Regions from separate parts of the Mus musculus genome. Here region 2 is linked to region 1. Evidence: chromatin contacts called from ENCODE Hi-C or POLR2A ChIA-PET data. All regions are on one chromosome and are shown on one strand. Each heading gives the region's core, a stretch centred on a gene start or an enhancer-like site at or near the end of the contact. The rest is flanking DNA. Distances are from core to core; before and after follow the strand shown. Region 1 holds the start of Cbx5 (chromobox 5). Region 2 holds the start of Copz1 (coatomer protein complex, subunit zeta 1).

What was found. Hi-C counts contacts between places; a loop is a spot of excess contacts on that map. ChIA-PET counts read pairs that join two places held with the same protein, here RNA polymerase II (POLR2A).
Region 2: a loop to region 1 is called in a map of gastrocnemius, with 9 times the contacts of the local background. The contact joins the promoter of Copz1 here to the promoter of Cbx5 in region 1. A Hi-C loop is called at or near these places in 8 of 37 maps with a recorded cell type or tissue (gastrocnemius, heart, left cerebral cortex and 1 more). POLR2A ChIA-PET finds 5 or more read pairs at or near these places in 5 of 5 experiments (Patski and embryonic stem cell).

Annotation. Positions count from the first base shown.
Region 1 is chr15:103,235,919-103,242,764 of GRCm38, forward strand. Cbx5 (chromobox 5) reads right to left here and starts at 3,934. Exons shown (of 5, transcript NM_001076789.2): 1 at 3,815-3,934. It overlaps Hnrnpa1 (heterogeneous nuclear ribonucleoprotein A1), which reads left to right and starts at 4,479. Exons shown (of 11, transcript NM_001039129.4): 1 at 4,479-4,610; 2 at 5,162-5,278; 3 at 5,528-5,674; 4 at 5,985-6,195; 5 at 6,288-6,380; 6 at 6,462-6,554; 7 at 6,726-6,800. The coding sequence starts at 4,596.
Region 2 is chr15:103,269,848-103,276,968 of GRCm38, forward strand. Copz1 (coatomer protein complex, subunit zeta 1) reads left to right here and starts at 3,041. Exons shown (of 9, transcript NM_019817.2): 1 at 3,041-3,094. The coding sequence starts at 3,077.

The DNA.
Region 1 (6,846 bases), core at 2,684-5,183:
TGAGATTGCAGGTCAGCACCACCATGCCAGGTTTATTCCCTAGTAAGGGACTCCAGGCATGGTAGACCAGAATTCTACCAACCATACGTACAACCTTGAAATTGACCTGATTTTTAAGAAAATGAATACATTACAGATGAGAACTCTGTACTTCATATGCTTGTTTGGTGAAACATTTTACCAAACAGACAGATAGGCTCAAAGAGTCTGGTATGGTGGGGTCATACCTGTAACTTCATCCCTTGAGAGACTGAGGCAGGAGGAGGATTCTTTCAAATCAAGACCAAACTGGGCTACATAATGAGTTCAAGATAACATGGACAAGAGAGACCTTGTTTTAAAAAACAAACAAACAAAAAGACAGTATTTAAAAAAAAAAGCAAAACAAAACTATAAAGAGAGCTAGAGAGATGGCTCAGCACTTAAGGGCACTGACTCCTCTTCCAGAGGTCCTGAGTTCAATTCCCAGCAACCACATGGAGGTTCACAGGTATCTGTATCGGGTTCTGATACACCTCCTCTGGTGTGTCCAAAGACAGGGACAGTGTACTCACATATATAAAATAAATCTTAAAACAAACAAACAACTATTAAGAGACAGAATCTGGCCGGGCGTGGTGGCACACACCTTTAGTCCCAGCACTCCGGAGGCAGAGGCAAAAGTGAGTTCTAGGACAGCCAGGGCTACAGAGAAACCCTGTCTCGAAAAACCAAAAAAAAAAGAGAGAGAGAGAGACAGAATCTGAAATATTCCGAAAAAAAAAAAATGACAACACCAGGCATGGTGACACATGATTTTTAATCCCAACACCTGGAAGGCAGAGGCAGGGGTAATCTCTATGGATTTGAGGTCAGCCTAACCTGTAGAGCTAGTTGAAGGACAGCCAAGGCCCATACACAGAGAAACATTGTCCAAAAAAATAAAAAAAAAAACCCAAGAATGTCAGGATGGGCCTATATCTGCTACAAAATTAAGAACATCTAAGATAGGGCTACATACCCAGCCCCTTACTTGCCTTTTTTTAAAAAACAAGTCACATACACTGAAGATGTAATCAGTCCTATTCATTTATAAGACAGAGTAGGCCCTGCTGACCTGAAACTCACAAAGCATACAGGTTGGCCATAATCCTATGTTCACTCTCTAAGAAATGGTAAAATTTCCCTTTTTAACCTCAAGACCCAGAAACTAATCTATACCAGAGGAAAAACAGGATTAATGGTCCATTTATTAAAGAGTACTCCAAGACAAGGTGGTGGTGGTTGTGGTGGTGGGCGGTCATTTCCTCCATGCTTTGCTAACTGCTAAATGTCTGAAAATGATAAATTCTAGCATTAGCCCTTTTAGAGGAAGACTTTATTATTCATTTTTACATTTTTGGTATTGTTTTAAAACTGAAACACTGGGGGGGAAGTATGGGGGACTTTCAGAATAGCATTTGAAATGTAAATGAAGAAAATACCTAATAAAAATTTGAAAAAAAAAAAACAAAACTGAAACACTGAAAGGAAAGGAAGAAAGCAGAGACTGAGCAAGTGTGGCTCACGCCTTTAATCCCGGCACTCTCGAGAACAAGCGGCTCGCGGATCTCTGAGTTCAAGACTAGCATGGTCTACAGAATGAGGGCTACACAGAGAAACCATGTCTGGAAGGAAAAAAAAATATTCTGAACCATATCTAGGTAGATGCCGTGAGTCCACTATCACTTTAGAGCTCAGTACTGAAGTTGCACTGTTAGTGTAAATAAGCAGCTAATGGTTGTATAATATGTTTGTCCTTTTTAAAGTGCCAGTGACTATGGAAATCTCTATTCATTAGAAACATCACTAAAACCTGTCAAGCGCCAGGCGGTGGTGGTACACGCCTTTAGTCCCAGCACTTGGGAGGCAGAGGCAGGTGGATTTCTGAGTTCGAGGCCAGCCTGGTCTACAAAGTGAGTTCCAGGACAGCCAGAGCTATACTTAGAAACCCTGTCTCGAAAAACCCAAAAAAAAAAAAAAAAAACAACAACAACAAAAAAAAAAACCTGTCAAGCATGATAGCACCAACAGGTAGATCTCTTCATGTGAGGCCAGCCTGAGACATAAAACAGAAAACTAAATTGAAATCATCAGTCCGTCCGTCCCCCCCCCCCCACCCCCCGAGACAGGGTTTCTCTGTGTAGCCCTGGCTGTCCTGGAACTCACTTTGTAGACCAGGCTGGCCTCAAACTCAGAAATCCGCCTGCCTCTGCCTCCCGAGTGCTGGGATCAAAGACGTGCACCACCACCACCCGGCATCATCAGTCTTTTGTAAAAAGTATGAAACTATCTTCTTTTCTTTCTTTTCTTCGTTTTTGAGACAGGGTCTGATTATGCTTTGGCTGTCAAGTAACTCACTACATGGACCAGGAGGCTGGCCTCAAACAGATATCCATCTTCCTGCTAGGATTAAAGGCAATGACCACTAACGCCAGGCTGGAATTTTCTTATCACAATGAGGTACCTCTACCTCAAAGACTATAAATAAATCAACAGACACAGATAATAAATGGAAATTATACATTTGTCTAGATACTCTGAGAAGTGTGGGTATTATCAACACCAACAAAATTGCAGAGAAAATACAAAAATATATGGAATCAAAACAATGAATAACAACTCAAGATATGGTGGAGTCTTCTGTCCCCAACACCCTAAATACCTCCTAAATGAATCAGCTTTTTCACCCCACACCAGACATCCTCAAATGAACAGCAGAAATAGGAGCTTAGAGTATCTTGAATGTTAGGGGAGAAAAATGTTCTTCGGAGAAGAGATTCAGATAAAAGAATTGGGAACATGAATGGTGGTGACAAGTACATGATGACACAAAACAAACAAACAAAAAACCAAATGTGTCTATTTTTATTAAGGTTTTCATTATTTCATCAATGACAATTATCCCTCAAACATACAGGCCTTGGCCCCACTGTTTCCATAGAAGCAACACGTTTTGACTTTTGACATGTAACTCTCAAAAACTTTCATAGAGATAGAAATACAAATACAGTGTCCCTGGAAATGGGTGCTAGTGGTTAAGTCTATTTTTCTTGGATGCTTTTCATTGCAAGTACTTTACCTAAGTCATCTCATTCAAAATTTCAATATTCTTCTCTTAAAAGTTTTCAAAGACTAAAGGCACGTTCTCCAAAGTCTCAAGTGAAGGGAGGAACGTACCAAAAACTACAAGAAAAATGATTAACTCAAGGGCCACAAGAAAACATATGTTTTCCCTAAGGTAATATACAGAATGAATGCCTTAGTTATAGGAGTCATTTTAAGTTAAAATACTCGCCCCCACAAATGCAAGAGTAAGCTTTATTGGGGGGGGGAGGGGGGAATCCTGTCTTTCTAGTGACTCCTGGCTTGCTCTAAGAATTTAACCAGCCAACTCCCGCGCTCCCCACAGGAGTCCAGCCTCTGCCTCTTGGGGAAGGCCGGCCAATCGCGCGCTTGGGGCTCATTGGCTCGGAGAGACGCAACTCAGGCGAGAAAAACCCGCCTCCCACATTCCGATGGCCCAAGGACCGATCGGTAGGCAGCTATAGGAAAACCCAATTGGCCTATAGGCTCGCCAGTCAAATGCTTCGGCAAGGCAGCTTCACAGAACCTGCAAGGATAAAACATCCCGCCCCAGTTGTCCTATTGGCTGGCCCGACCCGTCGCGGCCCCTTCACTGTCGTCGTCCACCCCCCCCCCCACCAGTTCAGCGGTCCATTCATTTCGTACAATAACCGGTGCAATGGGAGCGGGTTCAAGATCTCGTACGGGTAGACGAGACTCTGCCACTTACCCAAGATCTAAAGTGATCACTCACGCTAAGGCCTGCACGGTTCCTCTGTGGTAAAGCGGCACCACAAGCCACCGCTACCGCCGCCTTCTGCGCAATGCCAACCGCCCGCCAAAACGGATCCTTCCCTGCGCCTGCGCAACCAATCCTGGGCTTGGACCTTTTCTCCGCCCAAAACGCCTGCGCAAAACTGGACGCTGGTCCCGCCACTACGCAGGCGCCTAGGTTCACAACCCTCTCCCGCCCGCCATTTCACGTGTTCCAGGCAGCAGGCGGAACATCGTAGTGCGCCGGCGTGAACTCGCCATTTTTATTACACATGCGCCTTATAGGGAGTGGCTGGGAAAAGTCGCGGTGAGCTACTTTGTAGCGTGCGGTCCTTTGACGAGTGAGTTTGTAATGTTCGGGTGTGGGAAAGTTATGAAAGGCATTTAAAAGACGTGAATACATTCAAATATAAGTGACTGGCTAGTTAGCCAATCAATGCGATTAAGGATAAGATCCCTTGGGGCATCAGTGACTCAAAGGGGCGGAGTCTGAATAGAACGCCCAAACGGATGCCGTTTCTTAGCAGGGCGTCTTCACGGGCCAATGGTGGGAGGGAATAATTTCAAATCTCCAATAAGACTCAAGTAAGGGCGGAGTCTACCAATACCGAGAGCGAGGAGGCGGGATAAAAGGGCGAGCAGAAGGTAGGCTGGCGGGCACGTTCGTTATCGTATTCCTTTCTGCTCTTTGACGCTGCCGAGGAAGCATCGCTGAAGGCTCTCGTAACTCTACCGTCATGTCTAAGTCCGAGGTAAGTTGGATGCGCTTTGCAGCTTCTCTTTCTTCCACACTTACTGAATATAGCGGGATGTGACGTGTTTTGCTGCTCGCACCCGTGGTTTCGGTGTTTTATCGATTAGTGCTGAGGCCTACTTTAAAAAAATGCAGGTCGCCATTTTGTCCTCATAGTCACCATGAGGCTGCGATCCGACCGCCATTAACGTCCATGCACTGTTCCTTGTGGCAAACTTCACAGACTAATGATCTGGGGAGTGTGGCCTTTTCTTCCCCTCCCCCATTCTGGTCTAACAATCGCTTGTTAAAGAGATATTAAGTCTTAATGGGGATGGACCCGACTAACCTGTGCCCTTTGTTGCGCGTGCGTATGAAGTAAAAGTAAGGACGCATGCGCTGCGTGCAACTCGAGTGAATCCCCAGCAGCACCTCCTAGCCTAGGAAGGAGCACGTGGTCTCGTGCAGTAATAAAGAACAATAAAAAAGTGTAGCATGTGTTGTTGCGGGGTGTTGATTCATTTTCCCAGGTTCCAGCCCCTCCGCTAAACACTCCCTCCTCCACTTTAGTCTCCCAAGGAGCCAGAACAGCTGCGGAAGCTCTTCATCGGAGGGCTGAGCTTCGAAACAACCGACGAGAGTCTGAGGAGCCATTTTGAGCAATGGGGAACACTAACAGACTGTGTGGTAAGATTAAAAGAAACAAAAGGAAGAGCTGGCTTATTTCTTCCGATTTAATCTGCTGCTTCTTAGCTAAATTGTTTTGTGAAGTTAACTAATGGGATGGTAAAAAAAAATCTGGGGCTTTCTTCAGATCTGTAAGAAGCTTACATTTCCACCCCCCCACTCTGAAGTTTCATGTTTGCCTTGATCAGACTAGGAATGGCTTTTGATTCTGAGATCAGGCAGTGTATTGATTGAATTAACTCTAAACAGGTAATGAGAGATCCAAACACCAAGAGATCCAGGGGCTTTGGGTTTGTCACATATGCCACTGTGGAAGAAGTGGATGCTGCCATGAATGCAAGACCACACAAGGTGGATGGAAGAGTTGTGGAACCTAAGAGAGCTGTCTCAAGAGAAGTGAGTGGTTTTTCTCTTTAACCTGAGACTATGATTGGGGCAGTCCTCAATTGGGAGATCCCCCCCAAGTGGTATTAAAGGCGAGGGCCTGGAGGTGGTGGCACACGCCTTTAATCCCAGCACTCCGGAGGCAGAGGCAGGTATATTTCTGAGTTCGAGGCTAGCCTGGTCTACAGAGTGAGTTCCAGGACAGCCAGGGATATATAGAGAAACCCTGTCTCTGAAAAAAAGGGGGGGGTGGGCCACCACACCTTCCCAGTCATTTAGAAACTGCTACTACTAAATAACTGAAGTCATTTTTCCTTTTTAGGATTCTCAGCGACCAGGTGCCCACTTAACTGTGAAAAAGATCTTTGTTGGTGGTATTAAAGAAGACACTGAAGAACATCACCTACGAGATTATTTTGAGCAGTATGGGAAGATTGAAGTGATAGAAATTATGACTGACAGAGGCAGTGGGAAAAAGAGGGGCTTTGCTTTTGTTACCTTTGATGACCATGACTCTGTGGATAAGATTGTTAGTAAGTATCAGAGGACTACGTGTTCCTTAATGACTCTGGAGTCCTCTTGTGTTTTTTTTTTTTACAGTCCTGAATCTACCTTTTTCTCTTAGTTCAGAAATACCATACTGTGAATGGCCACAACTGTGAAGTAAGAAAGGCTCTGTCGAAGCAAGAGATGGCTAGTGCTTCATCCAGTCAGAGAGGTGCGTTAATTTTTGGTTAGATTGTGGGCGCCAGCATGAATTACTATGGGTTAGCCTAATGATCCAAAAATCTCTTTTAAGGTCGCAGTGGTTCTGGAAACTTTGGTGGTGGTCGTGGAGGCGGTTTTGGTGGCAATGACAATTTTGGTCGAGGAGGGAACTTCAGTGGTCGTGGTGTGTATGGTTTATTTTTGATTCCTTGTTGGTTTCAGAGCTTTTAAATATTAACTGCTACCCTGTGTTTCCAGCATTTATGGATTTTACCCGAATATAGTTCTAGTACAGAATTAGATTTTGATAAGCATTCATGTATAAAGCCTGGTTTAAAGCTTTGGTTTCTTCCAGGTGGCTTTGGTGGCAGCCGTGGTGGTGGTGGATATGGTGGCAGTGGGGATGGCTATAATGGATTTGGCAATGATGGTAAGTTTCCTAAGGAGTCTGTAAGTAATGGTTTCTGGAAACCTGT
Region 2 (7,121 bases), core at 1,791-4,290, 33 kb after region 1:
TTGAACTTCTGACCCTCTCGTATCCACGTCCAGTGTGCTAAGATTAGAGGTATCTGGTTCCATGAGGCTAAAACACAGGGCTCTGTGAATGGTGGGCGAGCATATTACCAAGTTAAGTTAAGCTATATCGAAAACTACCCGTCTCTCTTTTGCTCAAGAAGGAGGGTCCTACTCTATTGTCCAGACTACTCTCTCTCTCTTTTTTTTTTTTTTTCAAGACAGGGTTTCTCTGTGTAGTCCTGGCTGTCCTGGAACTCACTCTGTAGACCAGGCTGGCCTCGAACTCAGAAATCTGCCTGCCTTTGCCTCCCAAGTGCTGGGATTAAAGTCGTGCGCCACCACTGCCCCGACTCAGACTACTCTTAAACTCCTGGATTCAAGTGATCTTCCTGTTTTAGCCTTTCAAATAGAATTAGAAGAGGTGCAGGACAGTCTGGCCAAATCATAACAACAACAACAACAAAATAATAATAGACTGTCATCATCATCAAACTCTATGAGATTCTTAGAAAAATGTGTCAATTGTTGGCTCACACCTGTAACCCGGGCACTCAGGAAACTGAGGTAGGAGGATTATGGGAAGTTTGAGCCTGTCTCAGCTAGAGTGAAACTTTGTCTCAAAAAAGCAACACTATGCTCCAAAAGAGGATCCTATATCCAGAAATATATGAACAGCATGAACAGACGTTAATGGCTTATTAAAAAACAAAAACAAAGTTGGATAGTGGTGGCTTTAATTCCAGCACTCGGGAGGCAAAGGCAGATAGATCTATGTGAGTTCAAGAACAGCCTGGTTTACAGAGTCAGTTCCAAGACAGCTAGAGCTAGAAAGAGATTCTGTCTCAAAAAACCCAAACCAAAACCACAACAAAAGAACTGGACATGCCGGGTGTGGTGGCGCATGCCTTTAATCCCAGCACTTGGGAGGCAGAGGCAGGCGGATCTCTGAGTTCGAGGCCAGCCTGGTCTACAGAGTGAGTTCCAGGACAGCCAGGGCTACACAGAGAAACCCTGTCTCCAAAAACCAAAAACCAAAAAACAAAACAAAACAAAGAAAAAACAAAACAAAACAAAAGACATGAAGTTGGGGTGTACAAAGGTAGATCTAGGAGGAATTGAGGAGAGGAATTGGAGGTTCTGAATGTGATCAAAGTACATTGCATGGAACTCTGAAATAATAAAAATATTAAAAACAAAAATTCAACTATAACAAACAACCCCACCAGTTATATTAAACAATAAATAATTGAATGGTTGAGCATTATGCTTAGCACATAATAAATGGGCAGAAAAATGTTATTATTATCATTAATCTGCCAAAGCAAGAACAATGCCCGCCACTGGGACAGGAGAGAGGATTCATCCTTTAACAACTATGGCTGCTCTTCCAGAGTACCCGGGTTTGATTCCCAGAACCCAAATAGCAGCTCACAATCCCATTGCAACTCCAGTTCAATGGGATCTGATATCATTTTCTGGCCTCCACAGGTACCAGGTATGTAAAGGGTGCACAGATATACTGACTTTAGGGTTTCTATTGCTGTGATGAAGCACTATGGCCAAAAAAGTAAGTTAGGGAGAAAAGAGTTTATTTGGCTTACACTTCCCTATGGCTGTTCATCATTGAAGGAAGTTAGGACAGGAACTACAGGAACTCAGGCAGGGCAGGAACCTGGAGGTAGGAACTGATGCAGAGATCACGGAGAGGTGTAGGGGGGCCAGCCCTGGTAGGGTCAGGTACTGAGGTGGGACACAGCATAAGATGGAGGTCAAAGGCTAATGATCTCTGGCCTTGTAACTCTTATTGTTCTGGGGGTCAGAAGCTGATAGCTTTCTTTCCATTCGCTCTAATCTCCAATGCCTTGATATCCTATTTCAAATTGAACCAAAGTGGGAAAACGTTGTCCATCAAAGTGCAGGTCTCCTGTACTCAACTCCCAGACAGAAAGTGGGCAGTGGGCAGCAGATTCTCTGAAGCTGAGCAACGGGGCATAGGAGCTGGCAACTGAACTCAGGTCTTCCACACGAAGAGTATGAGCTCTTTTTTTTTGTTTTTGTTTTCGAGACAGGGCTTCTCTAAATAGCCCTGGCTGTCCTGGAACTCACTTTGTAGACCAGGCTGGCCTCAAACTCAGAAATCCGCCTGTCTCTGCCTCCCAAGTGCTGGGATTAAAAACATGTGCCACCACTGCCCATCGAATATGAGCTCTTAACTACCGAGCCATATCTCCAGTCCCCACAGTTTTTTTTTTTTTTTTAAGTAAATTACATTAAAAATATTGAGGGGGGTGGTCTGGAGAGATTGCTCAGTGGTTAAGAACATTGGGTGCTTTCTCTTCCAGAGGTCCTGGGTTCAATTCCCAGCAACCACATGGTGTCTCACAACCAGCTGTAATGAGATCTGATGCCCTCTTCTGGTGTGTCTGAAGACAGCTACGGTGTACTCATATAAATGAAATAAATAAATCTTAAAAAAATATATATTTATTGGGTATGTGTGCATGCCACACGTGTATATCCTGGGATATACTTCTCGAGACCTTGGTTTGTGTAGTTAACGCTTGGCTGCCTATAGCTAACTTGGTGAACTTTCCGAGGTTGTTGAAATGACCCAAGGACACTACAGCTGTGGATATCCTAATGGTGGCGATGGGAATCTGTATTCGGGTAGGGCTTCTCAGCAAGGCTAATGTTAAGGGCTACACATAGCACCCCCTATAGCGAGTGCGAATTGGAGGCTGACAGAATCACGTGGCTTCCTCCTACCAATAGCAAAGTAACAATCGCTTCCTCCGTTCCCCATGGAAACAACACCGCCCTCAATGATCCTCCCGCCCCTTCAGTGCTGAGGTTTTGGCCTTTCATTGAAAATTCCGGGTGACAATCTAACAGCTGCCTCTTCTGGCTGGACAGTTGGCTTCCGTGAAGCGAGTGACTACGCTGACTGGTCAAGACGCGAAGGCTGGCTCATCTTCACCCAATGTTGCCTCTTTGAGGCGGGACCTAGCGAAGACTCAGGGCCAATCAGCGGTGACGTCGCTTGTGCGACTCCACGTCGGCAGCAGCTACGGGCAAGATGGAGGCGCTGATTTTGGTAGGAGCTGGAGGGCCAGTGGCTCCGTTGTGGTGTCCAGGGGGTCCGGGAGGTGGGGCTCATCAGCTGGGGCCGGGAGAGGGTTCCGGGCAGGCCTCGGGGGCCAAAGCTCCCGCTATCTGTGCAATGCAAGTGTGGCCTACAATGGGAGCTAGAGCCGCGGTATAGAGTAGGAAGCCTTGCCGGCAAGAGAGCAGGAGTCGGTGGCAAAGTTGAAGAGAACATGCAGGGTCCTTAGGAGAATTCTGATTGCGCTGGAGGGGTGTCTTTCAAGTTCTCCCCGATGGTTTTTGTTGTGGATCATACCTACTTGAGTTTCCCCAAACCCTCATATTCTAGTCCCCCAAGTTGCAATGGCAGAAGAGAGGTGTTTTGTCAGTCCCAGATCCTCCTGGTGGTGGTCAGAATTCGACTACCTTTTGGCAATTCCATGTCCTGTTCCTTTACAAAACTTGTTTTTATTTTCCTGTTAATCCTTAGTATGTAATTCTGTCATGATTGAGAGTCAGCATTCCATCCAGGTTCAGGAATACTTGGTAGAGCTAGTATAGATTTTGGAATATCTTTTTCTGACTCCTTATTCTTCTCTCCTACTCTCCCCTCCTTCAGACTTTAGGAACTCATACTGTAAGATCCATTTCAGCCTTCTTGCTTACATGAGAATTGTGATTATAGAAGTGCATTTAACTCTCTTGTCCCTTGATCCTTTCTGCTTGTTCTGCCCCCTAGAACAGGATCAGAGCATTTCTTTCAAGACACTGGCCAGCAGTTTAGAGACCCATGAGTCTGCCTACCTGTGTCTGTGTGTTAGTGTAGGAATTTAACTCCCAGCTTCTTTCCTTTAGTTGGACTCCAGGATTGTTTCTAAGAGTCTTCCTTAGCTCCTGTTTTCATTTATATTCCTTGTAAGTGTACATATCAAACTCTTGTCAGTAAAAGAAAAAAAGCTTTTTCTTCTTTCTTTCTTTAAAGGAAAAAAAGTTTTTTGAGACAGGGTCCCTCTCTACCTTTCCCTTTCCTGATGCCCTAGCTACTCATTATGTAAGCCATGTTGGCCTCAGACTCACAGAGGACCACCTACCTCTACCCTCCAAATTCGGAGACTAGAGGTATGTGCCACCACATCAACTTGTTTTAGTTTTCTCACTGAGAGTTTCATGTAGGTCTGACTGGAATCAACTTTGCCACGTAGCCAGGGCAGACATCTATACTCACCTGGCATTTATGTGGGAATTTGAACTTTGGTTTTCTTATTTGTATGACAAGCACTTTAACCACTGACCTATCTGTTCAAACCTCCTTACTTTCCTTCTTGCAAATGTCAAAGAGAATTTATTCTCATCATATGTGTTGGACAAGTTGAAGCAAAATGTTTAATGTATTGAGTAGTTCAAGTATTTACTATACCGGTCAATGAGTTTTTAAAAATCTTGTGACGATGTGGATAGAGTCTGTGAAACTAGTTTCCTTGGATGTTTTTGGTCTTCTTAATCAGGTGTGGTTGCTCACACCTGTAACCCCAGCACTCAGGCTGAGGCTATATTGTTGCTAGTTTGAGGCCAGCCTGGGTTACAAAATAAGACCTCGTCTCATAAAACCAAAATTAATGTAATTTAGTGGAACCAGCTTAAAGAGTGAGGAAAATGGTACTTGGGGAACTCCTTTCCCATTGGTTCTGTTGGGCTGGGTGTAAATGCTAAGAGCATATGGTCTAGCTATCTTTAAAAGCCCTGTGTTTGACCCCAGCACTAGGAGAGCTGAGGTTGTATGGGGAAATCTCTGTGTCATTTTCTCTCTTTCTTGCACTGTGTGGTATCTCTCAGCCTGCTTCTTCCTCATTGTTCCCCCTTGCAGCTGAGCTAACCAGCTGCATGTAGTAACAGACCCTTGCTAACTTGCCTGCATATCCCTCACCTTTACTTTTAAAACTATACTGAGCCTTTGTCACTAGCACCTTAATGTACTGGGTTTAGGGAAGCAGAGCTGTAGGAAAAGGCTCTTTCTAAGGAAGGGCAGTGCCAAAACCCCGTTCCAGTTTTGTTTCCTTGTTCTCTCAGAACAAATTTTTTTTTTTTTTTTTTTTTTGAGACAGTCTCATTATGTAGCTTGGGCTGGGTTTGAATTTGTCTTATCCCAGAGTCACCAGGTTTCTGAGGTTTCTGTAGGTTCTTGCACCTCTTCAGTTTGCAGAATTTTCCTTTCAGCCATGGGTTGTATAAAGTTTTTGTTGATGGTAAAATACCTACAGGGAGCTATGGATTGTGGCTCCCACCTTTAATCTCAGTGTTTGGTTGGCACAGGCAGGTGGATGTCTGAGAGTCTGAAGTGAGCCTGGTCTACTTAGCAAGTTCCCAGACAGTCAAAGCTATGTAGAGAGAGACCCTGTCTCAATAAACAAACAAACCAAACCTACAGGTATTAGTTTTTGTGCTGATTTTTAAAGTTCTTGACGATTAAACTGTTGTCTTTTTTTTTCCCCTATGTTCTTTCCAACTTTATTTAATGATTTTTTTTTTTTTTTTGGAAACTGGGTGTCATTATGTAGTCCTGCCTTGCTTGGATCTTGCTGTGTAGATCAGGGTGGTTTAAATGCATAAGGATTCTCCTCTGGCTCCTGAGTACTAGGATTAATGTTGTTTGTTTCTGTGCCCACCATCACCACCACCATCACCACCACCACCACCACCACCACCACCACCACCACCACCACCATCATCATTATCACATTTATCTTTTGAGACAAGGTCTCTTTACATAGTCTTTTTTTTCCCCCTGGTCTAAAGATTAATTTATTATTATATATAAGTACACTGTAACTGTCTTTGGACACACCAGAAGAGGGCATCAGATCTCATTATGGATGGTTGTGAGCCACCATGTGGTTGCTGGGATTTAAACTCAGGACCTACGGAAGAGCAGTCAGTGCTCTTAACCGCTGAGCCATCTCTCCATCCCTCTTTACATAGTCTTGGCTGTCCTCTAACTCACAGAAATCCACTTGCTTCTGCCTCACAAGTCCTGATATTAAAGGCATGTACCACCACACCTAGCCTTTTTTTTTTTTTTTTTTTTTTTTTTAGTAGATCCTGAGTACTTTTTTTTTTTAAAGATTTATTTATTATTATACATAAGTACACTGCAGCTGTCTTCAGATGTGCCAGAAGAGGGCATCAGATCTCATTATGGGTGGTTGTGAGCCACCCACCATGTGGTTGCTGGGATTTGAACTCAGGACCTTCGGAAGAGTGGTCAAGTGCTCCTATCCGCTGAGCCATCTCACCAGCCCCACACCTAGCCTTTTTTTTTTTTTTTTTTTTTTTTAAGATTTATTTTATTAATATATGTAAGTACACTGTAGCTGTCTTCAGACACTCCAGAAGAGGGAGTCAGATCTCGTTACAGATGGTTGTGAGCCACCATGTGGTTGCTGGGATTTGAACTTTGGACCTTCGGAAGAGCAGTAGGGTGCTCTTACCCACTGAGCCATCTCACCAGCCCCCACACCTAGCCTTTTAATACTATTTTTGAGAATAGGGTCTCATGTGGTCAAATCTGGTCTTGAACTCTTGACCCTCTGCGTCCGTCTACCTCCTAAAGTGATGACGAGATTATAGGTGTGAACCACCATAAACCATATCCAGTGTTGTTTTGAGGTAGGGTCTTTAAATTTATTTTATTATTTTATATGTATATGTAGGTGGGTGCCTGTAGAGCTCAGAAGAGGGTATTGGATCCTCTGGAACTGGAGTTACAGGCAGTTGGTTGTTTATGAGGGTATTAGGAACTGAACTTAAGTCCTCTTCGAGAGGCAGGAGGATTTTGAGTTCGAAGCTAGCTTGAGCACATGGTAAGACCCTGTGCCAAAAAAGAAAGCAGCAAGCAAAAATTAAAGAAATCGCTAAATCTATGCTGAGCTGAAGAGCGTACTGTACCTGGATAGTACTGAAAAGCTGCTCTTAGAGAGGACATGCTACTAAGCCGCCTCCAAGTTTCCTCCTCTTGCATTTCTGTTTGCTGGTTTGGTAGA